Regions from separate parts of the Mus musculus genome. Here regions 1 and 2 are each linked to region 3. A link is a contact called in ENCODE Hi-C or POLR2A ChIA-PET data. All regions are on one chromosome and are shown on one strand. The core of a region is the stretch at or near the end of the contact, and the rest is flanking DNA. Distances in the headings are between cores, read along the strand shown. Region 1 holds the start of Sf3b3 (splicing factor 3b, subunit 3). Region 2 holds the start of Exosc6 (exosome component 6). Region 3 overlaps St3gal2 (ST3 beta-galactoside alpha-2,3-sialyltransferase 2).

Region 1 (4,230 bases), core at 1,409-3,908, 120 kb after region 3:
TTGGACTAAATAATTGGCTGTGTACTTTTTCTCATGCTTGTTTTGATGCAAGGTCCCCTGTAACTCAGGATGGTTTCTCACTTGTTCTGAAACATGGGATGACCTTGAATTCTTCTTTCCTTTCTCTTCAAGTGCTAGGATTATGCATGTGCATAACGCCCCCCCCCCCCCCCCGTTTGTTTTTCAGTATATCTTATTCTATCTAGCAGATGACTAACACAATGGAAACAAATAAATATTCAACACTTGTGCAGTGTTCTAAACAATGACGCTATAAAATGTAGTGGCTCATCCAGATGTGTGATGTTCCCTTGTTATTCCACATTCAGGAGGCGGGCAGGAGGAACAGAAGTAAATGCCAGTTTTGACCATGTAGGCAATTTGAGATCCTGTCTCAGAATCAAAACAAGGACTGGAGGAGGACTCCTCCCTCCAAGTCTGATGACTAGAATTTGATCGTCTGCATTCACACAGCAATTTTGAAGTTGTCCCCCAACTTCTACACTTGTGCTATGACACACTTGCTTCCTCATACACATACACTTTTAAAAGGAACAAAATAAAATATAGTAGCTAAAGAAATGAAATTGCCAAAGAGACCATAAATTTCTTTTTTTTTAATCCCTTCTTTCTGCATACTTAGTGTTCAGAGGGGGTGATTATATTTCTACGCCAGTGAAGCTATTTATTTATTGTGCTACCTCAATTTATGCACCTTTGAGACAGGAGTTTTGTGTAGTTCATGAATTTTAGATCCTATTGCTTCAGCCTCTTGCATGCTGGGATTACAGGTATACAGCATATTTAGCTCAATTTCTGGTTTTTTTTTCCTATGAAGTAAGGAGAGCAATATGTACCTCATCGGATTTCAATATGTACCTTATAGGATTTCTGTGCAAATAAAACAGGATAATAAAGGCACATAACACAGTGTGCAGAAAACAGTTCCACAGTCTTAGCTAAATAGTTTAATAAAGGCAGTCTTAAGACGGATGCAGAGGAAAATTTGCAGTCATTAAAAACAAACACAAAGCCAACGCTACTACATTTTATAAGACCGCAAAAATTTCCCCAATGTATTAATTGCTTCAAAGAATATAGACTTAGGAATGTTAAGTCAAGAGCACTCAACTTTAAACCACTACTTGTGTGGGAACTGCTGGAGCAGATGCAAGGCAGTACTTGAAAACATTCAAAGGTAGTAACAACTCTCTTTTCCTCTATTCAGAGCGCTTTGAGAGCTGCATGACATTAATCCCAGCACTTGAGTGACAGCGGCAGGCAGATTACTGAGTTCACTGCAAGCCTGGTCTACATAGTGAGTTGCAGGCCAGGTAGGGCTAGATAGTTAGAGCCTATCTAAAAAGAAAAAAAAAAAAAGTTCCCTGGGAAAAACAGCTGCCAAGGTTTTTAGGTGAGAGGTTACATCTTCTGACTTGCAAGGAATCCATCCACGAACTGACAGCACCAGACTGCCATGGAAAAGAAACAAACGTATATAAAGAGATATAGCATGCTATTAATAGAAAGGAAGCCGAATCCTTTCCACACCTGTTACTTGATTGACCACACATCCGAGGTACAAGAGATGAAATCACTTGTCCGAGACCAGACAGCTGCGCCTTAGTCTTAAAACTTCAAAGTCCTAACAGGGAGATTTCAAACTTCTAGGGAGTTGTGAGCTCGCCTATAATGCCAGTAGCTTGAGAGGTTGCTCTAGGAAGGTAGCCAATTTGAAGACAATATGGGCAACACCGAGGCCGTCTCAAAATAAGAAAACATCCAAATGCCTACACTTAACTGAAATGCTAAAAATACACACATAATCATTTCTTCCAAGAGAAAAAGTCTTAGACCTTCAAGCTAAATAGAAAGGAACTTCTCCTTTAAATGAGTCGAGAAGAAACTTTCGTAACTTTTCACTTCCCAAGCCAAAGCAATTCTTATTCTGAAGTCAAGCCAATTCGGTATACACATATGTATGTGTGCATGTAATACATACATGTACGCGCACACACACACACCACTTCCAGTTTTACTCGTCAGGGAAATCAATACGGAGGCAGACCAAGGAAGTAGTCCAGGTAACAGGTCAAATAAGCTTGAGTAGAACTGACAGGTGTACCCAAATGCCCAACTACATTAAAGCCTCTTGGGAAGCTGCTTTCTCGTTTTCCCTGGTAAAGCGATCGACACCCGTGATGCCCTCTGCCACCGGATCCTCCAGGAAAAAGGAGGTTCAGCTCCCCACCTCCTCGCCACAGAGTCGTTCGTACACAGCTTCCAGCTCCTGCAGCTCTGTCAGAGAGCGAATGAGCTCGGTGGAGATTTCGGAGCAGTGTCCTCCTCCCACCCCCTCCGGTGGCGGAGGAGCTCCTGACAATTTCAGCGGAGACTCCACCTCCGCCATCTTGGCTCCCGGTGGGCGCTTCCGGGCTTGCGAGGTCCCCTCTGCGTTGGCGCGGTGACCTTTGGGGCTGCCCACAGATATGCCCGATCAAAACCATTGGAAGTCTATTTTTAAAACTAACCTTCTATTTTACAGAAAACTTACCGTAACGTATAAATTTTAGATAACTCATTAGTCTTCAGGTGCAAGATGAAAACATCCCAAATTTACATCTATTTATCAGGCGGGGGCTAGATACCTTTTTCCCGTCGCGCGGCACCCGAAGGCCCGTCTTGAAGGCTAATGGCGGACGCCGGCGGATCGGCAGTGGCGGTGGCTTAGGCCTTGAAGCGATTCAGCATCCGTCGGGTACCGAAGCCATCCTTCTTGCAGCAGGGTAAAGAAGTGGCCTCCCAGCTTCTCTGTCGCGGAGGAAGTGGAGAGCGCTCATAGGAGAGAGCTGCCCGGCACCTCGGCCGGAGCCGCAGGGGCAGTTTTAGGCCCGAGAGGTTCGGTAGGCGTGAGGTTAGGGAAATGCTTGCCGTGGGCAAATGGCCTCGTGGACTCTTCGCCCACTTGTGTCTTCAGAGTGGGAACGAGTCCTTTAAGGCTTGCGAGTTTAACGTGGTGGCACACTCGTGTATTTCCACCACGCGGGGGAGGTTGAGGAAGTGGGAGTCCCACCGAGGCTGCATAGGAAGACTCGAGATTGAAAGACTATTCAATCAGCAAGGGGTAAAAATTCTGTTTGTTCAAAATGTGCAACTATCAGAAACCGCCCGGGAGCCGGGGATCTGGTTTGAACTTGTGCATTTGGTAGTTAGGCAAAATGTTGTTTCTCCTCTGAACCTCTGTTTACTGTAAAAGAAAGAAAAAAAAAACCCGAAGGCTAATAGTACCCATTTGAAGACTGTGCAAGATAAAAAGGAGGTGATGGTGGAACCGGAGATTATAGGCAGAGGCGGGGGAGGAAGCTTTCCACGGTTTGGCTGTTACGGTTACCTGATACCGGATATTCCTCCAGGAAGCACCTCTTCAGTAAGCCAGGAGATCCGTTTGTTTTGGTGTTGAGTGAGTAGGTGCTCATTTTAATCCTCCAAACCTAATGGTAGAGAGCACTTGCCCAAGGCCATAGGTTTCCTTCTCGTAGCCTCAAACACGAAATTCTGCATACAGAGCCTTACGAGGCAAGGTACCATCTTCCCCCCTGTTAAAGCAAATGTCCAAAGTCATAACATCACGTTCGCTGCTTATGGTGCAGCCGGAACTCATCCGTGACAGCCTTGTAAATTGTGAGGTCCTCTACCCTCAAGCTGCCAGTGCCAGTTCAACCTTTAGGGATAAGCCTTAGAGATATTAGTTTATTAGGTATTTTAGGACTAAATCTTAGAGGTATAACTTCATTTGCTTATATGTAGCGTTAACAGTTTCGCTAACTGAATTATAGTGTAGGCATTGAGTAAGATTCTCGGTATCTGTAGCAGAAAGCTGTCTTGTTGGTTTCTCAAAAAAATTCATCCTTTGGTTAAAGACAGCACATAAAATATGCAATAAATATATGTTCTTGAACATGCACATATATAAGCATATGGAAAGATGTAAGTTTGGTAAGATTTATAACCCAGAGAGAGAATGGGGTCTCTGGGAAATGAATCTGAGGTTTTTAGAGCCTTGAATAATGTGGATGTGTAGACCCTTGAACTACAGCTAACTGTAGGTTCTCATTTGTCTGGCAAAAAAAAAAAAAAAAAAATCACAAAAGGCACGTTTGTTAATTGAGCAAGTTGTAGGTTCTGGCATTTAACCACTTGCTCTATGTTGTCCAACTGATAGGATTTTTG
Region 2 (3,914 bases), core at 1,357-3,856, 86 kb before region 3:
GGTGAAGAATCCAGCATCGGACTAGTGTAGCCAGTAGGAGGTGGGAAACCTTCCAGACTTTGTTCAGCTGGTACTTAAGTGGCCTGTTTTCTTGCCTTGTATTTTTGGAAGTCACTCCCTTGAAACTTGAAGTCACCTTTCTGGCGCTTGGGCATTGAAAGTGCTGAAGTGCTGGCGTTGGTGGCGCACGCCTTTGATCCCAGCACTCAGGAGGCAGAGGCAGGCAGATTTCTGGGTTCGAGGCCAGCCTGGACTACAGAGTGAGTTCCAGGACAGCCAGGGCTACACAGAGAAACCCTGTCTCAAAAAAAAAAAAAAAAAAAAAAAAGTGCTGAAGCACCCAGGAAACCTCCCAGTGGTTGTGGATTTAACTCCTGAGGTCTTTTCCATGAGTCCTGCTGAGGGCAGGGTAGGGAAGCCCCATAGATTAGCAGTATAGTATCTCTTTATTTTCATTCAACTGTGGTGGTCTTGCAGGAGGCACCTGACAGGGCCCTGAACCCAGTGAACACTGTTGGCTCTCACAAAATGAAGGTTGCTTCCTTGCCCACGCACCACTAAACTTGGTAGTGTGTCAATTTTTCTGCAGCCACAGTAGTGAAACACACTTGCATCCCTACAGTGACACCAAGCTGTAAGGTTGTGTGTGCTAACCTAACCAACCTCTTGTGCTGGGATTAAAGGCGTGTACCACCACCACCCAGCCAAAATGTATACTTTTTTCTTGACACTTATTAAGTAACCCCTTACTTAATAAGTGCCACACAGCTTCCTCCAATTCAACCCTAAGTGAAGAAAAGCCCCTATAATCCTGGTCAGGCCCGCTCTGCCTTATGGAATAGCCAGGCTGTAAGCGATGCCACAGTATTTAGGTGGTCCCCATTTGAGTAGTCCATTGCTGCACTGAGCCTTAGTGCCAGGAGCCAAGCCTGGACAGGACACCAGGATGGGACTGGGCGTCCTTCCAGAGCATAATCCTTCAGTTACCCAACTCCTAGACATGATTTTGTCCTAAAGGAAAGGATAGGGGGGCACCAGAACTTCTTTTAACTCTCTCCAGTTCCCTCCCCCCACCCCCAAAAAACAGGGGTTTCTGTGTGTAGCCCTGGCTGTCCTGGAGTCTCCTCAGACTTATCACCTCAGCAGCTGCCCCAGACAATGCTCCAGGGCACGAGGTTTCTCCTACAAAGCACATCACCCCTTCTTAGTTACAGTGGGCTAATATGAACACTTAAGGCAGTAATGACTCGGAGCCCTTGAAAACACAGACTCAACACACACCCAGTTCAGAACAGCATTGTTTCTAACTCTAGTATCAAGAAAAAACACAACAGATGTATTTCCAGTCATAAAATAGTTTTTATGTTTTACTCTGAGTAGTGAGAAGGCAAAGTCCCCTGGTCCATCCTCTCAAAAGAATCAGTTTATTATGTATTGGAGCCAATGGCTGGCCTGCACTGGGTCCATCTCCTACAAGACCATAGCCCCTTATCTCATTTACTAGGTAAATCCAGCCCAAGTCCTTTCCAACTTGGGAGTATGGCTGCTTTCAAATCTCTCCAACTGGATCGTGTTTCCAACGGCCTTTTAAACCTTTCCAACAGAGCTGTCCAGTGCTTTGGTTCTGTGCGCCCAACTGCCCCACTCTTCGTTTCTCAGCTCTGCGGAGTCAGGCGACCATCAGCGCTTGGTCCTTTAGGGAGAGAAGGGCGATAGCAGTCCTCGAATCCTCGTCGCTCCGGTTTTTTCCAATCAGGGTGGGGCGGCGGCACCCCTCCGGCGGGCAGCCCGCACCAAACACTGCTGCAGCACTGGGTAGAGGCGCTGGCAGCCCTCCAGGCCCAGGCGCACAGCATCGGTCCAACTCTCAGTCTGCCCGCCTTCCCCACTGCCCAGTAACCCGGCCACCTGATTGAGCACAGGCATGAGGGCCACCGTGAGACCGGCCGCGGAGTGCTCCTCCTCCAGCCGCGTGGGGTCCAGCAGCCAGGTCGGGGAGGGTCCCGGGGTGAGGCTCAGGCCGCAGCCCACCACCAGATCGTACATCTCCACTCCCGCGTCGGCCAGGGCGAGCGCGGCCGCGGTGAGCGCCGCGGCCAGCGCACAGCCGCCGTCCTCCAGCAGCAGCGCCGACACCTCGAGCTGAGCACGCGGGTAGCGCCCCAGGCGCACGGCGGGCTCCAGAGCCTCCTGTAGCGCCAGTCCCAGCTCGCGATCCTCCCCGCCGCCGCCCTGGGGCGCGCGACGCCGGCGACCGGAGAAGGGAGCGCGGCGGAAATCGCAGAGCAGGCGACCCCGGAGGGCAGCGGGAGCTTCCCCGCCCGCTCCCGCAGGGCCGCTGCCGCGCTCGCCGCCCTCGGCCTGCCGCGGACCGGACACGGCGCACAGCACCTTGGTCCCGCCCGCCTCCAGGTAGGCGGAGCCCTTGGCCTGGCTCAGCAGCCCGGCGCGCGCGTACACCGGGCGGAGCCGCGTCGGGTCGCGAGCAGCGGGCGTCTCGTCGTCTTCGGCCGCGTACAGCTGCGGCGGCTGAGACTCCTCCGGCCCGCGGATGCGGCGATGGTCTCCCGGCATGGCGGCTACCGGCGTGCGAGCTACTTCCGCCTGCTGGGCTGCCCTTGCGCACCCGGCTCTTCCGCTCGCTTAAAGATGCGCGCCCGCGCAGAGCCTATCGGGAGAGCGGTAGGTGTGCGCGCTGCCACCTAGCGGAGTGGAGGAAGAACGGCGAGGTATAGCTGGACTCCTATGCTGGTACTTTAGCTAGTCCTAAGGAACGGATCTGTTGTTATTCCTAGAAGTTTGCATTCAGACTGTTTCACATAAGCTTGCCCAAGGTGAGAGGTTTTTGTTTACTCGTGCAATTAGTCCTCTGGCTGCTTCAACACTTGTTTAATAAATGGACGGTATCTCTCTTTGTACAACTAGATATTTCTAACACTCTGAGGAACTGTCATAAGCAGACAGTATCTCTGCTTCCAGACCCTGCTGTTTGTAGATTCATACAAATTGCATTTTAGGGCTGGGCCAGGGTCTTGAACCTACTTTAGGTTAAAGCAGTAGGGGTGGGGCAGTTAGTAGGACACACCTACATGTTCATACTGCCTATATCAGTTGTCTGACCTCATATCAGCAGCCTCAAACAGGCATGTGGACAGGCATGGTGGAGGTTGTCCTAAGAGACTAAGAACAGTGGTTCTCCACTGGAAGCAACTCAGAATTATTTTCCTCCACCCTTCTATTGAATTTCCTGAACTTTCAGGAGTCTGGGAGTCTATTCGGTGATACCATCAACCAGAAACAGGCTGGAACCGTAACAGATATACAGGAGCCAGGGCTCACCTCAGGACAAGAAGCAGAGCGCATGACATCACCAAGTATTGCACATGGTCCTTTTTATTTTCTGCAGAGAAAAGGCTTCCTTCCTCTGCAGACCTAAAGCCTCAGGCTGGCAGAGTGACCTCATCTAGATGTGATCATGACGTTAAAAAGCATTCCTGGGTAGTGATTTTAGACAGATGGTGCTGACATGAATGGGCTCAGAGCAGTAATGGAGGGGGGCAATGAATCACAGGACAGCTCCAGGCGTGTTCCCATTACCGCTGGATCAGGACGGACAGGGCTGCTGAGAGGTCCCATGACTCCAATGTCTTCGTGGCGGGAGGAGAGCTCCTGGCTGAATTCCCGCCTTCGGACATGTCTGGTTGATGGCGAGTTGCTTTCCCGAGAGGGCTTCCCTCCCATCAGTTCTTCACATCTCCCAGACGGAGCTGGGCAAAGGAGGTAGCCAGCTGCAGTGCTTCCTGAAGGCAGCCCACGTTCTTGCCTGTGGCCTGGGCGGACATGTCCTTGCCACCGCCTTTACCATCCATCAGGCCTGAAACCTGCTGGACCCACTCGCTGGCTTTCAGTCCCCG
Region 3 (4,409 bases), core at 1,511-4,010:
AAAGCCACATGGCAGGCCATCTCTGGTCTAAGAATGGAGTAAAAACAGCTCATCCCAGACCATTGCTGTTTCTACCCAGCTACCCTCGTGCAATCCTGATAGGTTTTATGAACATAAAACTCTACATGCTGCCTTCCACATTGGTCTCCTATCTATTTTAACAGAACAGCCCTGCCCCAGTCTCAGAAACCATAATCACAGAAGAGTTAAACGACCAGAGGACAAAACTTATGTATCTGATGTCTGTCAGTTTTTTTTGTTAAATAGCATATACCCTGGAACCCACGAGGCAGAGCTGATGGATCTCCTAGGAATTTGAGACCAGCCTGGTCTACAGAGCATAGGTACAAGACAGCTGCTCTCTCAGAAAATCAACACTAGTTTAGTGTACCTCCTCAGCCTCGCTAAGACTGCAGGGATGAATCACAGCAGCTGGGGTGGGGGAAGGTAATCCATCTGTACTGTGATGATGCACACCTGTAGTCCCGACACTTGGGAGGCAGAGGCAGGAGGATTTCTGAGTTCCAGACCAGCCTGGGCTACACAGAGAAACCTTGTCTTGAAAAGACAAGAAGTACTACTTACTACCTGTGGGTTTGGTTTTTTTTTTTTTTTAATTTAGTTCTAAGATCCATACGACCTATTTTAGTGAGTAGTTTAAGGTGCAGACCCAACATTCCCCCCTGTTTTCCAGTTACCCTACTGAAGTTTAAGCATTTATCCTTAGTGACAGGCAAAACTCAGAGAGGCACTATCTGCCCTCCGCAGCTCTCCCAGAGAACTCTTCCTTTGCATAGCACTTTGTACTGGCAACAAGCTGTGGGCCACACAGCACGATTGGGCTAAGCAGAAAAATGTCAGAACTCGTGAGAGAACTCACTAGAGATTTTTTGCTCCTTTTTTTCCCCCTTAAGAAAGGTCTCATGTAGCCCAGGTTAGTTTGAAAGTTACCATGTAGCTGAGGCTAGCCTTTAACTTCTTTTCCTGCCCCTCAGCCTCTCAACTGCTAGGATTAAGGGCACATGCCACCATGCCTGACATAATAAGTTGATTTTTTTTTTTAAACCATAATACTCAGAGTCCTTAGGGGGGACTTCAGTGAACAGAGCCCATGAACTAGACTCCTCAGCCGTAAGAGGGTATCAGAGTTGTGTTGTTCTCCCAAACACCCTTACCTCCTTAGACACCTAGGATGGTGCAGTTCAGAACAGATGAGTGACTCTATGGGCTTTGTTCTTTTTAATTCAGGGAAAGAAACGGAAGGGAAAGTTGAATGTTTAAATAACTCTAGAAGAAAAAGATGTAGATTCTGGGACCTACCTTTTCTAGAATGGGGATTCATGATTTAAACAAAACAAAGGGAAGAAAAATAAATTACTCTTCTCAATACTGTTTGGCATAATTGCATTGCTTTCCCGTTTCTCATCACAGCAGCTTGAGAGCAGAGATGAGACAGGCAAAAACTGGAACGGTGACTATGTGCGATGGTTCGAGCCCTGAGAGGTTCTGCTATACGCCCCTCCCTTTTTTTTTTTCCTCCACCCGTGCTTTTGAAACTGGGAAGGAACAGACTCGAGCAAAGTTCTCCATGTATTAGTTTTTAGGGTTGTTGCCTCATCCCAAACCTCTTAACACTCTCCCTTATGTGTGACTGTCCCCCAACCAGGCTGCTTGGTAATGTGAACTCATTAAGAATGGGAAATATTTATGTGGACGCTGCAGCAGGGACGTGTTTTCTGCGGCCTGAGACATTCACTGAAGCCCTTTCTCCCAGTGAACCTCAACTGTGACCAAGTCATGCAAGTAGCTTCCAGTTGTAACCCCTGATTCTTGACTGAGCGGCCCTTCTGGAGCTGGAGAGTAGGTTAGAACAGGCGAGTAAGCAGGGTAAAGGTGCGGACAGGAGGAGGCATGCAGGGCAGCCACCAATCCGCTCCTCCCCAGCAAAGCTCCGAGCCATCTGCGCGAGGCCCCGCAAACAATTGTCAAGCAATCTTGGTTGGATCGCCATCCCTGGCAGCTTGAGGGTAACTAAAGCATGAGTCCAAAGCAAATCCTACCCCCAAGCAAGAGGCTGCCTGCTCCTCTTTGGGGTGACAATGAAAGAAAACGGTACATGCTCAGGGATCTCCTTTCCAGCCAACTGTCCAACCGTGTTGCTCTCTCGCGCCTTAGGGCTAAAGACACGGGTCACGTGTGGGAGAGCAAAAGCAGCCGAGTCAGGGTGGTCTCACTTTGTCTCCGAATCAACAGGTGAGCTGGAGAGGAGGCCCAGGACCTAAGGACAGACGCTGAGAAGGTGGTAGGAGACAGGAGTGAGGGCACATGTGAGAGAAGCACCTTGCATGTGACCCGGTGAAGCTTCCTACCCGTTCCTGACACTAGTGAGGCCCTAGGGAGATCAACCCAACAGGGGGTGAATTCAACCCCCTACTACCTGGTGCGCCACGGAAAGCCCTGGAGAGTGTCTCACCGGAACCACATTTCTTTGGATGGCTTCACTCACCCACCCGGCCTAAGCTGGAAATGAGCAGTTCAAGGCGCTCCTGCCCAGCCCCAGACCCGCCTCTTAAAAAGCATCAAAATTCTTATCCAAAGCAGGTTTAGGGGAGGGGGTCGAGGCCCGCCGCCTCCCAAGGCCATGATTGGTGGAGACGGCGGCGCCGGAAATTCTCCTTGAGTTGCGTGATTGGCTAAGAAAGAAGCTCCTCCCAACTGCAGCACTGATTGGTTGCTGGGGACGGCGCAGTCTGATTGGTGGGCTGCAACCGGCGCTTGCCGGACCCAGAAGTGACTGGTTCTGAAGGCGCTCAGGGCCGCTCAGTTCCCTCGGTAGACCTCGATCTTGCTGGCCTTGGCCAGCATGTCGATGATGTGGGCTTCGAAGTCGGCGTCATGCACGCCTGTCTTCCGGAACTCGCCCGCGTACCGGTTGTTCTCCCAGTAGTGGTGCCAGTTGCCTCGACTGTCGGCCCCGAACCCATACACGTTCACCTGTGAGGAGGGTGGCACAGGGGTCACTGGGAGTCGGGGGCGTGGTTGGGGACACCCAGGCCTGACATAAGGGCACTGACTCAGAGGGGACTTCTGTCTCTTTCTCATTTGTGTTTCGCTTTTTCACGACTGGGTCTTATGTAGCCCAGGTTGGCCTCAAACGCTGCTCCTGTCTCAAACTCTCCGTATCTGATTACAGGTGCCACCATGACCCTGCTAAAAATGTGCCTTTTAAATGAAGTAGTTTTGTTAGTAAATCTTAAAAGGTAATGACGATGGGAAATGCAAAAATATTGTTTATAGGAATAACAGATATGAAAAAACATGGTTTCTGTTTACAAAAACTACTTCCCGGGAACCACAGCTAAGATGGGGAAAGGGCTGTTTCCTCTGTTTATGGTTCTCCTAATTCTGCTCTAGACAACACCGACTGCCTACCTCATCACACACATGTAGTGCAAAGAAGAGCACCAGCATTCCTGTGGAAGGGTAGCGCCCGTGGTGCTCGGTCCACCTGTCGTGAATGTACTTGAAGAAGGCTGGGTTGTAAATCTGGACCTGCAAGGAGAGAAAGGTACATGAAGGGCTTGGAGGTCTGGAGATTTGGGCCAGGCTCTGAACAGCTTCTAGCAGTTCCTCGGGAATGCAGCACATGGGTATTCCTAGGTTCTTGTGTTCATTGTAGGGGTCAGGCATACCAGCAGATGCAGATCCCACACCTGCCCCCTCCCCCTGCACCCCCAGGACAGGATTTCTCTTGGGTAGCTCTGGCCATCCTAAAACTCACTCACTCTCTTGGCATCGCTTGAATAAGCCAGCATAATTTCCATGGTGGTGAGAGTCAAAAGACAGGGGGTAGAGAACTTACCTTCTCTTTGTCCACTCGAAGGAAGGACTTCACTGGGGCATAGGTGCTGCAAGAAAACAGGAAAAAAAACCTTTCAGATGGCAACACATTTGCTCCTGATGACCAAATAGTGACACCCTCACAATTTCTAGACTGACCTATTCCCGTTGCATGTTCGCCACTGCAGGGCCATGATAAAAACCTTCAGTGGCTTTCGGGATAAAATTGGGATCCTCTAGTCAAGCCTAGGAACTTGCAGTTTCACCCTTTCTCCCCTAAGCTCTCTGTTGGGAAACTCAGCATTTGGAATAGCTGATCTCAAACTCGCCGTGTGTGTGTGTGTGTGTGTGTGTGTGTGTGTGTGTGTGTGTGTGCCTACTTTTTATGTCAACCTGACGCAAGCTAGCGGCATCTGAGAGGGGAGAACCTCAATTAAGAAGATGCCTCCATAAGATCTAGCTGTGAGGCATTTTCTTAATTAGTGACTGATAGGAGGGTCCAGTCCATTGTAGGTGGAGCCACCCCTAGGCCGGTGGCTCTGGCTTCTATAAGAAAGTAGACTGAGCAA

Evidence for each region. A loop is a pair of places that touch in the nucleus more often than their neighbours do. ChIA-PET counts read pairs that join two places held with the same protein, here RNA polymerase II (POLR2A).
Region 1: POLR2A ChIA-PET joins it to region 3 with 27 read pairs in embryonic stem cell. The contact joins the promoter of Sf3b3 here to the enhancer-like site in region 3. A Hi-C loop is called at or near these places in 7 of 37 maps with a recorded cell type or tissue (T-helper 1 cell, T-helper 17 cell, left cerebral cortex and 1 more). POLR2A ChIA-PET finds 5 or more read pairs at or near these places in 3 of 5 experiments (all embryonic stem cell).
Region 2: POLR2A ChIA-PET joins it to region 3 with 16 read pairs in embryonic stem cell. The contact joins the promoter of Exosc6 here to the enhancer-like site in region 3. A Hi-C loop is called at or near these places in 6 of 37 maps with a recorded cell type or tissue (T-helper 1 cell, T-helper 17 cell, left cerebral cortex and 3 more). POLR2A ChIA-PET finds 5 or more read pairs at or near these places in 4 of 5 experiments (Patski and embryonic stem cell).

The regions. Positions count from the first base shown.
Region 1 is chr8:110,845,231-110,849,460 of GRCm38, reverse strand. It overlaps Sf3b3 (splicing factor 3b, subunit 3), which reads left to right and starts at 2,658. Exons shown (of 26, transcript NM_133953.2): 1 at 2,658-2,786. It overlaps Cog4 (component of oligomeric golgi complex 4), which reads right to left and starts at 2,437. Exons shown (of 19, transcript NM_133973.2): 1 at 2,252-2,437. The coding sequence starts at 2,410.
Region 2 is chr8:111,055,031-111,058,944 of GRCm38, reverse strand. Exosc6 (exosome component 6) reads right to left here and starts at 2,606. Exons shown (of 1, transcript NM_028274.4): 1 at 1,281-2,606. The coding sequence starts at 2,574. The coding sequence ends at 1,753. It overlaps Aars (alanyl-tRNA synthetase), which reads right to left. Exons shown (of 21, transcript NM_146217.4): 21 at 3,376-3,914. The coding sequence ends at 3,741. Gm38523 reads left to right here. Exons shown (of 5, transcript XM_011248573.3): 5 at 2-248. The coding sequence ends at 25.
Region 3 is chr8:110,968,687-110,973,095 of GRCm38, reverse strand. St3gal2 (ST3 beta-galactoside alpha-2,3-sialyltransferase 2) reads right to left here. Exons shown (of 7, transcript NM_009179.3): 5 at 3,863-3,908; 6 at 3,433-3,552; 7 at 599-2,994. The coding sequence ends at 2,821. Among named protein-coding and RNA genes, the nearest start is that of Gm51551, 19 kb to the left of the region's middle. Within about 2 kb of position 2,760, at least 1 of the 3 ENCODE cell types and tissues checked has a DNase peak (open chromatin) inside an H3K27ac peak, as active enhancers do.